3 separate regions of the Homo sapiens genome follow, and all the other regions are linked to region 3. Evidence: read pairs that join two places in POLR2A ChIA-PET (ENCODE). Cell type or tissue: MCF 10A. All regions are shown on one strand. Region 1 overlaps LOC107986391 (a long non-coding RNA gene). Region 2 overlaps LOC124901056 (a long non-coding RNA gene). Region 3 has its middle 96 kb from the start of ZNF608.

What was found. ChIA-PET counts read pairs that join two places held together with the same protein. Peaks named below come from ENCODE experiments on the same cell type or tissue, not always from the same donor. Only the 100,000 strongest peaks of a DNase experiment are listed, where the experiment ranks them.
Region 1: POLR2A ChIA-PET joins it to region 3 with 5 read pairs; 2 of 35 experiments call an interaction of 5 or more read pairs at or near these places.
Region 2: POLR2A ChIA-PET joins it to region 3 with 6 read pairs; 1 of 35 experiments calls an interaction of 5 or more read pairs at or near these places.

Annotation. Positions count from the first base shown.
Region 1 is chr5:124,961,928-124,965,927 of GRCh38, reverse strand. LOC107986391 (a long non-coding RNA gene) reads right to left here. Exons shown (of 5, transcript XR_001742528.2): 5 at 3,026-3,781. Among named protein-coding and RNA genes, the nearest start is that of ZNF608, 220 kb to the right of the region's middle. In MCF 10A, no CTCF peak of the experiment used is centred here; a DNase peak (open chromatin) is centred at 2,157.
Region 2 is chr5:126,014,274-126,018,273 of GRCh38, reverse strand. The region is part of intron 2 of LOC124901056 (a long non-coding RNA gene); the gene reads left to right. Among named protein-coding and RNA genes, the nearest start is that of LINC02039, 160 kb to the left of the region's middle. In MCF 10A, no CTCF peak of the experiment used is centred here; a DNase peak (open chromatin) is centred at 2,483.
Region 3 is chr5:124,840,477-124,844,476 of GRCh38, reverse strand. No RefSeq gene overlaps it. Among named protein-coding and RNA genes, the nearest start is that of ZNF608, 96 kb to the right of the region's middle. In MCF 10A, no CTCF peak of the experiment used is centred here; DNase peaks (open chromatin) are centred at 786 and 2,066.

The DNA of each region.
Region 1 (4,000 bases), 120 kb before region 3:
TAGGACCGAGTTATTTAAATAGACTTTAGTCTTATACTTGGCCTGATTATTTGCATAAAATGCAGCAAGAATAATTATTTCTACATAGGCCTTTTGGATTGGCTTTGATGGAAGTGTGATCCACGAGGAATCACAGATAAGACCTTTTAAAGCCCAGCCCAGCCATGGGTTTGTATCCTCAAATACCTGCGAGTTGGGTGATCCTCCCTCTTAAGGTCCCAAGATAAACTTGGAGCTCCTGGACCTGCTAGAAAGTGACATTCTTTACTGACCACAGGTCAGGAACCCTGTACAGGGACTGCATAGACAAGGGTATGAGGCCAGTTTCCCCATGGGCCTTTTATTGGCTCTGCAAGTCGCGCTTGACTCCTTAAAGGGAAGCATACCCTTCTAGTCAAAGCCTTAGTAAAATAACTACTTTCTCCACTTGTGTCCTTTTGCAAAAGAAAAATGGATTCTTATTGCACTGATGCAAACAACTATACTGCCTTAAGAATACTCATAGTTACCAAATTCTAGAGGAACCAGGCAGAGAGAAACAAACATGCTCCAAATTTTGATCACAGGAGTATATACCTTAATTATTAAAGGCTGTAAACAGTTCAAAATAAGTTTCCTTGACTCTGAAAAACAAAACATGGATCAGCAATATTCCAACCAAAAGTCAAAAAGGTTGCTTCAGCTTTCTGAGTTCAGTCTATATTTAGTGAACTATTGTTTTGTTTGCTTGCTATTCATGAGCATTTCAGCTCTTTATGAGTCCTGTACATTTTCTTTTATTCCAATGTTACAATCTCTAAAGTTATCAGAAGCCTACATTTGAGAGCACCTGTTAAAGTTCTATACCTCATTATAAACCATCTTTTGAAAAGGATTAAAACAAGACAATTGTTGGTGAATAGCAAATGTCCAAGGTAGTTACAGTTAGAAACACAATTGACAAAGAAGTTTGGTTATCTCTGTAGTTTACAATAACTTAACATAACAACCTTAATCGTGATTGATAGCATATACTCAGACATTAGAATTCTAGAAATCCCATACAATCTTGGAATATATATTAGCACTATTTACCAAAAATATAACCTAAAGATTGAACATCATTTTGGCAATCCCATGTACCTGTCAAATAATCCCATTTACCTCTCTTTTCTGGATATTTCAGGGGCCCTCTGAAGTATTCGAAAAGCCAGGTGCCAGGGAAGACAATTTTGAAACTGAAGTTTGATTTCGGGAAAGCTGTTAAATGTTCAAGGTTTAAAACACTTGATATTATGAAGTAGAGTTCCAGATTACATGAAATAGAGTTCCAGATTACCATAAATTATTTATTTTGCCAAAATGATGACTTAGAAATGTAAAGAAGCAAAAACCTTTTACAACCCCTGTGAATTTAATGTGTTCACACAAAGAACCTCTTCTGCAAGATTAATTTCCAAAATTCTTCCACCACTTCATTGAACCTTCAACTTTTTCCTAATTTAAATCAAAACAATCCTTTAACCCTAGGCAAAAGTTTGCATTTCCATGCCTTCTTATACCCTTTTACTAAAAAACACATTTTACTTTTCTTACACACCTTGCATGTAAATCTACTTTCAGTAGTCTCAATTATATGTTACAATGGTAACTCCTAGCAATTTTTAACTTTAAGGTAAAACTTTGTAGGTTGCTTTGTGTGCTAACTGCAACCAAGGTTTGCCTTCTTAATTAAGGGCGTGGTTAGTTCCATACATCCCCAGGCCATACCAGTTGTGAAGCCGGCAAGTCAAATAGTTCTCAAAACCCAAAAAGCTGTTTGTAACCTCACAACACTTAGCAAACCTTGCATCTGACCTGCATTTTACCAATATTTCTTTAGGGCTGTTTTTATTTCTCAAAGATTAAAGTCACATGAACCGAAAGGTACCACAGCTTTTCACTTCCCATTAAAAAAAACTAAATTCAAGCACTTGTCCTTCTTTAGGCCAAATTAATTAGAACTCTTTTAACAGACGTCATATACAAACACACATATAACTACATGGACAGGCAGGAGAAAACCCAGTCCCCGGATGGGGTTCTTCATGAGACAGGGCTGGGAGAACAGGCAGATATTAAACCAGGGAGAAACTTACTCCCTAAGGCAGGATTGCGAAACAAAGCTTTGCTAAGCGGTTATGGCCATGCCCCCAGGATGTAAAAAAAGATGGAGGCGTGATTTCACAACCAAATCTTTGCAGAAAATATAAACAGTGGTAGTTGTGGGGCCTGGCCTAGTAAAAACATCCTCTAAAAGGAAAAAAAAAAAAAAATTAAAAGTTAGCTGCTGTCAAGGTGGAGAAGAGGAAAGAAAAAAAAAAAGTTTAAAAACGCCTGGGGAGAAACCTCTTCTTATGCAAGTGCTTCCTCTACCAGGGAGATTAGTTCAATTACTGAAAGATGGAGTAAAACCCCTTGGCTGGGGAAGGGAAAGGCTGCAGCAGTTGCGGCTGGCAACCAGCCAGCCCGCTGTGCGGACCCTGGGCCTATGCCTCCCTGCCTGGCAGGGAGAGGACAGGGGAGCGAGGAGGGCCGCCCCCGCCCAACCCATCGCCTGTCGGTCCCCAAAAAAGAAGGGAAGGGCCTTTCCCTTGACCCCTGGGAGCGACAGGGTTTGGGGGCCTTTCTCCCACATTCAGAAGTCCAAGGATGAACATGCTTAGGAGCAACAGTGAGAGGTTTTGAATCCCCATTTCACTCACCTCCTCTCCAGCCCCCACTCTGCGTGCCAAAAATGTTGCAGGACTTTTCCTTGGTTTAGCAAAGATGGGGTTCTTGTCTGTCCCACGGCCATGAAAATTTAGGCTCATAGACAGTTTAAAGGGTGAGAAAAGCAGGGTTTTATTAGGTGAAAAGGGTTTAAAAAAAAAAAAGGAGGAAACAGGGATCCTCCATAAGGCCAGAGTCCCCTGGCTAGAGCACTTCCGGCCCACCCTTTGAATCCCAGGTTCCACAGGAAGAGGCAGGGCCAAGCTCCTCCCCGCTGCAAACGGTACGACTTCTGGAGGCTCCACCGCATTGGCAGGCTGGTTGGAGTTTCTCCAGGGGACCCCCTCCAACCTGACTGCCTCAAAGAAAGGGTGGAAGCTGCCATGCTGGCCTGTACATGGTATTTGGACAAACTCAAGAGGGACCAAGATTCTGTTCCTCAGTATTATTTAATCAGATGAAGGAAAGCAAGGAATACAGAGACATGGGCTGTCACTATTACTAGATGCTCTCTAGAATGTTCTGAGAAACAAAGAGAACTGGAGAGGAGAGTAAGAGATCATATTAACATTTCTGCCTCATATTGGAGGCAAGTAGAGGAAAAGCAATTGCCAAAGGCACAGAAATAAAAGGAAATTTGGGTGGGAGTGCTAAAGAAGCTCAGGCTGTGTCAGGGAAGACGCTGCAGGATGGGTGGCAGGCAGGAAAATGTAAAACCATGAGAAGACAGTAGGCCCTTTCTGGGACTCTCTGAACTGTTGACAGAGCTGTCGTCCTCATTCATTTGAATATATTATTCACCTCTATATCACAGATTCTGTCCTAGAAGCTGAGCTAAAATGGAATGAAACATTAAAAATCCAATTGGTAAAACTGCCACAAGGGAGTCTGCTAACCACTTGGCTGGAGATGAGGCTTGGCTGTGATAGCTTCAAAACTTCGGCAATCCTTCAGCTTCTGTCTAGACAGAAAGAAGTCCCCTTTCTCCGCAGTTTTGTTTCCTGTGGTCTCATTTATCCAGTCAACCATAGTCCAAAAAGAGGTGAATACACTACAAGAAGATATTTTGTGAGTGAGACCACATTTATATAACTGTTATTAAAGTATTATGTTACAATTCTTCCATTTTGTAATTAGGTATTGTTGTGAACCTCCTGCAGTGCCTAATTTATAAATTAACCTTATCATAGTTATGTATGTATAGGAAAAAACAGAGTATATATGGGGTTCAATGCTATCCAGAGTTTCAGGCGTCCCCTGGGGAGTCTTG
Region 2 (4,000 bases), 1.2 Mb before region 3:
TAGGGACCCAGGCAATAATACAATAACATAGATAAAATATATCAAATGCTTTCTTTGTGACAGGTAGAGTTCTTTAGGTGCAGTATTTCATTTATTTCCTACATTTTGATACTTTAATGACATTCCCCACTCTAAAGATGAAAAAACTTAGAAGCCTGGATGGTGAGACTCTTTCCTTATATCACACAGATAGTTGGGACTGGTAATGAGTCTTCACCCAGGGCTGAGCTCTCCCTCCCATGTCTTCTCTCCTTATTCCCAGCCTATCACCATCTTGTCTCCAAACTGTCTCCCATGAAACCGCTTGAAAGCTACATTACAATATCAGAAATGGTATTTTATGGTGTATAAAATACTAAATATTTTATTAGATTAAGAAATCAATCTTATGACATCAAAAGATATCCTTAAGAAAGTAGCAGAATTGAAAAAAAAGGTGTACTGATAATAATCCCATATGCCTCCCCACAAAATACACAGAAATAATTTAAAATGTATGGTAGGTGTTTGACATTCTTTTTGTTGTATTTCCTTCTCTCTTTCCTTTGTATTAGATTCAAGTTTATTTTTTAACTTATTAACCCATCTGAAATTTAATATGTTTGTTCAATGGAAAATAAATCAATATCTCCTCCTACTAGGCCTTAATACAGTGCTCAGATTGTAGTTTATACACTGTACATTTTACCTTCCCTCATCATTTTTACAGGCAGATTATTTTATGGCCTAATGGTTCTTCAGTAGGCCATAAGCACTATATACACTTGATAACTCCTTTATAACAAAGCGAAAGGAGCACGTCAGTTCTAAAAGTCTCAAAACTGGGCCTCTTATTAAAATTTTAATAAAAACTGTAAACCATTAAAAAAGAGTTAAATTTTGTTGCTGTCATTGAGAAATGTTATTCTTGGCTAATATTATATGCAAATGTAAGGAGTTTCTTCAATAATCACTCTGTGAAAACAAGACTGTCTGGAAATTTTGCCCAAATAGACCAATGGGAGTTTGCACATGTTTTGGGGGAAAATTCTTGCATAGATATCTCTTTGCTTTACTCTGGCTGACTACTGACTTTGTCTTAAGAAAAATCATCCTTATGGGACATTTTATAATAAGATTGATTTTACCTATAGTTACCATACCACCTTCATTTTTACTTTCAAATGACCTCTGATTTCATTTCTTCATTTTCAATAGTAAAATATGAACCAGATGTAGAGAATGGTGAGGTGGAATTTCTCATAGTTCATTTAGAACCTCCATTAATTAATTCCCCATTGTGTGGCAGTGTTAACAGCAGGTGTTTTAGAGTTTGAATAGGTAAAATGGGAAACCCCGCCCCCCTTCTAGCATCTTATTGTTTGCTAGAGAGTTTTGAAATCATGCCTTTAGAAATTTGCATGGTTTTTGTGTGTGTGTGTGTGTATGCATGCGTGTGCATATGTATGTATGTGGATACTTAAAAAAACCTCTAAATCTATAGAGTTCTTGGAGATGGAGGTAGTTGAGAGGTTGGCAATTTAAATATCTTTGTGAAATTAATGCCATGTTTTTTGCTTTTTTTTTCCCCCCTTGAAAGCGAACGTTGTGGAAATGAGTGTGTTGAATTGCAAAAAAAAAATTTTGGAAAAACTGCTTTCACATTAATCTTACTTTACTAGAATCTGCAAAGCATATGTATAGGACTAATAATAAGTCCTACAAACCTGAATCTCTCCTGGAGGAATTAAATCACAAGTGTAGCCTACAGGGTGATTCCATGTTGCAGTAAGTGCCGCTTTCCTGGGCAGCCTGCAGTCTGCTCTATGGCTGTCTGCTGGGGCTTGTGCCAGCTGGAACATGAAAACATGGATCTGCTTGCTCTTCTGGCCAATAGACCCAAAGCACTCCCTTATTCTTTTTTAAAACACTATTATAAAAAATGAAATAATACTTGCTCAATCCTCTCTCTCTCTTTGTAAATAACAATGATGTTTCAAATGATGCTGCTTCACTGATGCTCTGAAAAAAATACATTCATGAATTAGAACTAAATTGACATTTTAATTTTGTCCCTTCCTGTTGTTTAGAATTCACAGTCACTGCAAGGACCTTGCATAACACACATATGGAACATTCATATGTTCCTCTTGATTTCTGTATGCCACCCTCATATTTTGAGATTTGTCCATACAAGTCAGCTTGAATTTGATAATATCCTGTCAATTAAACTAAACCTTGTTTTCAAAGCCAAATAGCACAAGTGCCTCAGGCACCTGGAAAAAAACCCAGCACACAGGCTCAAGTGGATAGTTAGGTGTGCAATTACTTGATTTATACACATGTGTGTTTCTGAAATTACAGCTGCAGGGTTTTGTGGTCTCTGTGGGGGTGTGAACAGTTTTGCTGGCAAGTCTGTTATGCCTTACTTTGGAAATTTGGCTCCCAACATAAATTCCCCTCCCATCACTGATGGAGAACAAAGTCTATTTGTCACTTTTCCATTGACTGCCACAATGATTCAGAAAGAAAACAGTCTTATTTTGCTGCTGTGATTGGGAATTGCTGATTCATCTCACAAGTCCAATCATCTTTACTTTTCACTATACAAATGTGAGTTGTGGATGTGGTATAAGCTGGCGGGAAAGGGCAGTCTTCCCACCCTTGTTACTGACCCGACTACTTGTAAATTTGCTTGAGGGAACACACTCCTTTCCATAAAACTCTCCTTTTTCAGCGGAAGGTTTTGAAACCAAGACATTCATTCAAAAGAAGTTTCTGTTGTTCTTTTGGCTTTGCAGCTATTTAAAAACAATGCTTGCCTTGAAGTTCTACGTATACTTTTAACCTTTTGGCTTAGCTGTAGAAAAGCTTATTACTGCAAGCATACTCAATCACTCATGATAGTACAACACTCTGGAGACCTTATCATCGCACCGTCTAGTTGGGTAATTAAATGCAGGGTAGATTTACAGTTCAGTGGATTTGCTCATGGTGGGGTGGCAGCCATCTCCTCTTTCCGTTTTGAATCGTTCAACTTCACACTGCTGCTTTGCATCAGGGTGACTGGAAAATGTGGAATCAAATATTAAAGAGCAAATATAGACTAGAAAGGGGGTGGCACATTGGGAAAAGAAAGACAAGGACACTGAAGGATTTTGCTGTCCAAGCAAAGGAAAATTATTCTAACTTTGTGTAACTTTTGCAGCTTTGTTAATATTAGAAGATGTAGCTATTATTAGATTGACTTTTTTTTATGAGGAAATTAAACAAGGTCATTTCAGTAACACTGAGAATTCACACTTTCTGCGAAACCACTATTTCCTCAAGGGGCTAATAGGAGCTCAACATGGATAGGAAAAACCACTCCTTTCATATATTCTCAGAATAGTTACCTAACTCATAATGGCTGGAGATTGAAAAGGCCTATTCAGTTCTTGGCTGCAGCCTCCAGGGATCAGGGCAGCATTTTTCTTTGTTCTGTAGTACATTTTCCCCTGTTTTGAATGGTTTTATTTCAATGGCCTCAAGGCTTTCTCTTCTTCCATGGAAAACTGATTCCAGATTCTAGCCAATCTCATCATAAAAATTACTTTCTTACCAGGAATTAAAAGATGTCTCTCTTTTTGCGTGTGTGTGTGTAAAAAGAGAGTGTAGGCTCATTTGACATCTTCACTCTTCAAATCAAGAATCTTCTTGTTTTCTCTTACCTCAAATATACCCTAATCTTGACATTGCCCTCTGGTATTTTTAAAAATTATCTATCTATCTATCTATCTATCTATCTATCTATCTATCTATACAAATTTCTGGTCAGTTATTACTTAAATAAATGCTTTTTAGCCTGTTCCCCCTCCTCAGTTTTCGAATGGTTACTCTTACATTTTATGAAAGAAATTAGCATTTATCTCCTTCGTAAGTGACAGCATATTCTGCACGCAGGGTATAAATAGCAATACCATATACATATCATCTGCCTCAAATCATTTTTTGGAACAGGTAAGGTACAAATACTACAAAT
Region 3 (4,000 bases):
GATGTAGGGAAGAGGAAACTAATAAGAAATTCATTTGAAAAGCAACTTGTGTTTGTTTTTTTTTTTGAGACGAAGTCTCACTCTGTCGCCCAGGCCGGAGTGCAGTGGCACAATCTCGGCTCACTGCAACCTCTGCCTCCCTGGTTCAAGCAATTTTCTGCCTCAGCCTCCCGAGTAGCTGGGATTACAGACGCCCACCACCAAACCCAACTAATTTTTTTTTTTTTTTAATTTTTAGTAAAGACGGGGTTTCACCATCTTGGCCAGGCTGGTCTTAAACTCCTGACCTCGTGATCCACCCGCCTCGGCCTCCCAAAGTCCTGGGATTACAGGCGTGAGCCACCATGCCCGGCCCAACTTGTGTTTTTCAAAAGAAGTAATTAATAGAAAAATGAATGCTCCAAGGATCTTTGCAGGTTATATTCTATCTGAAAAGAGAAACGAATTCACCTGTAGTATCACCGTAAGCATTGTGAGCTTTGGCAATATATTAAAGTGTTATTCTTCAAAATTGTACACTGCCTTACTCTTCTGAAAGTACAGTTTAGCTAAAAGAATCTCAACAACTATGTTACTCAAGTGAGGTTTTCAAATTGCATTTTACTCAAACAAAGCTTTGTGTGTGTGTGTGTGTGTATGTGTGTGTGTCAGAGAGAGAGAAACACATTTTCAACCCTTCTCTACTGTAACCGGTTTATGTCTGAGAGTCAAATTACCCGGTTTGGATGACTGCTTGGTTCAAATAAGCTACATAATTGCAAACTTTCCACTTCGTTTTCTGTTGGGTAAACACAGAGTTTGTGTAAGTCTGTGGTTTTGTAATGCTACCGAGCCCACTCTCCCCAAACTGGTGCAGAGGCCACCAATCTCCTGTCTCCCAGGCCTGGCAGAGCATCACAGTGGCAGGATCGGCCTGGAGTGGTAAAACAGATTCACGCAGCCGCTATTCTCTGAGTCGGGAGAGGTGAGAAACTGCTCTACTATAAGTCTTTCACATTCTGGACTTGGCTAGCACCCTTACAGGAAGTGTGCAGGAAGCCTTCTGATTGGACCACAGAGTTAACCTGTGTACTGGGAACTTTATTTCTGATCTACACACATAAATCTACCTCACCCCACCTCTTCCATTCCTGTGAAGTGCCAGGAGCTAGCCCAAATGCTCAGCCTTTAAGCCACTACCAATGCTATCATCTTAACCTTGGTGTGCCTCAGTTTGCTCATCTGTAAAATGGGGATTATAATAGTACTACTTCATGAGGGTTTGTGATGATTAAATGAATTAATATAGTCAAAGTGCTGAATCTGTACCTGGCATTTAGTGAACCCTGGGTACATGTGATCATTACTCCCTTACCACGCCCTCCTCGCTCCTTAACCACCTCCAGGGTTGGTCCCACTGCCTTGATTTTACCGTAACTCACGGGTGTGCTCTGATTCTGGGTCTCTTCTCCAGCCGAAGGCCCTTGCAACTTGCCTAATGCTTTTGGGCACTTATTCCAGAGTCCTACCAATTTCCACACCAAGCATGACCTTTCTTATCACACTCTCCCAGGCCTCCACCCTACTTCCCTGACCAGCTGCTCCATGCAGTTCCAACACTAACAATATTCAAGTTTTGGTCTTGATGACAGGCTCTCTTTTTACATCCTAACCTGAGGGGAGACTGCCCGTGGCACATGTGGCTTGGAAGTTATCTGTTGGATAACTTTCCTCATCTTATAAAAGATAAAAGTGCTGGAGCCATGTACAATCAATCCCTTGCACCCCTCTGCCCCCCGTCCAGCTCTAGAACGGATATGGGGATGAAGCCATGTCTCTTGCCCTGAAACATACAGGATGTCAGTAACAGAGCCAGAAACTGGGGCCAGCTCTCGGCTTTCCCATGGCTATGTTCTACCCACTCAACTATAATGCCAAAAAAAAAAAAAAAAACCCACAGACATTTCATCAACCTGTCTCTTCTGTCAAATTGCGTTATTCTCAAATTGTGTAAGCCTTATGTAAACAATATCACTTCACACATGGGGTTCCATAAGTACATTTGCTGCGAGGTTCTCACACAGCAGGTTTTCTATAGATGGATAAATAAAAAGTGCCAAGATTTCAAACTTAAGAAAACACTTAAAGGGCGGCCATCCAGCAGCATTACAGTCATTTTTTGCCCTGAGGCACAGAAGCATGAGTTCTTTGCAACTGGACGGTTCTAGCTGTTGCTCATTACCAAGTGCTTCTAGGCAGATGGCTTCCCTACTCTACTAATCCACTGAGACCAAATGGCTGATGGATCTGATTTTTAAGGCACATAATTTTTATACTCTTGCTGCATTTTTCTTCTTTCATTTTCTTCTCGTCACTCTTCTGCTCCCCCACTCTCTCATTCGCTCTTCAGAATAACCACTATCTCTGTCCTCTCTCTCCGTTTTCTCCACTCCCTCTCTCGTAAACAACCCATAGTACTGCAAGTTCGCACATGTTTATTTGAAACTATTATGTCTAGGGAAGGAGAGTCTCTGTTAAAGCTCTCTTAAATAATGCAAATTCATGACCTAAAAATGGTCCCCCATCTATCTGATGTATATTTATAAGGTTGCTGGATTTTTATTGTTTTTTGTGCAAAGATGGAGTTTCCTCCTACTAGTTACTAGCTAAAAGTCATTAAATTAGCTTTCACTGTAATAAAATGAAAGCATTTACTTGATTGTTAAATAATTTAAAGCAGGCTCACTAAGGTATATTGCCACAACATAATATGTTGTAGCACAAAATGAAGATGCTAAAACCCTGACAAAGAACAGCTTTGGAATTCAGCAGCAGGTATGATAGTATATATATGTTATGCTGATTAAGATGTTATGTTTTAAAATAGACTTTCCTGCCTCCAATCTCTTCTCTATCCAATCTAAACCACAGTTGCCACCTTAATCCTACAGAAACATCACTTTACATACCTTTCAGAAATCTGCAGCTTCATATCATTTAGAGCATCGTTCTCCAGTGAGCATCAAAATCACCTGGAGGGCTTACTAAAACAGTTCGCTCAGCCCCATTCCACCGTTTCAGATCCAGTGGGACTGGAGTGGGGCCTGATAATTTACATATATAACATGCTTCAGGTGAGGATGAGGCTGTTGGAGTAGAGACCACACTTTGAAAAAGCATTGACATTGAAACCCAGACTTTCAGTTTGATTTTAATGCCCTTTTCTTTTAATAATATGGCCTTTCTCTATTCTTTGAAATGGACATCCATAAGTTCCTTTCACAGAGACCTGCTATTTTGGTGAAACTCTTCTCTTCTTTACCCCCAGAACAGATGTTGCCACCAGGATTGAGATAATTTCTGCTGTTTAAAACATACACTTACTCTTTCTGTAAAACTCAATCCCACCACTTCCGTGAGGTCTTCTCCAGATTCTACAGGATTTCAGGATTTCTTTCATCTGTGATTATAGTAGTATTGGCTTTTCTCTGCTGTGTATTTGACCATGGTATAAACTGCCTGGTATTATTACTTATCTATCCATAAATGTGATCAAGTAAACTAGTTTGCAGTACAAAGCAACCAATAAATTTGAAGATCCTAGTCAAGGTTTAATTTATATAGCAAAACAAAAATTAACTGTTTTTTAATTTGTTGTTGTTTTTAAATAACCATGATAATGGTTAGTCACCAAGAACTCTAAAATTGTACCAGCCGTCCTCCTAGTAGAATCAAATTGGCCACATAGTGATTCCACAAAGTCCACTGCTATGTGCTGCGCAAAATCTTTCACTAATTCATCAATATATGATTTTTCCCCAGTGCTTTTTCTAGATAACATGACTAAGTAATAAAACTGATTTCCACAAGCCACACACAAATAAATCTTCTAATGGGGAGAGTTACTACAGATGCATATTCCAGTTTTTTATGCATATAAGTCCAGAGGTGGATTTACCGTGTAATGAAGCTTAATCTTCAGGCTCATCATTTGCATCACGGCTTCATCATGCCCTTTTGT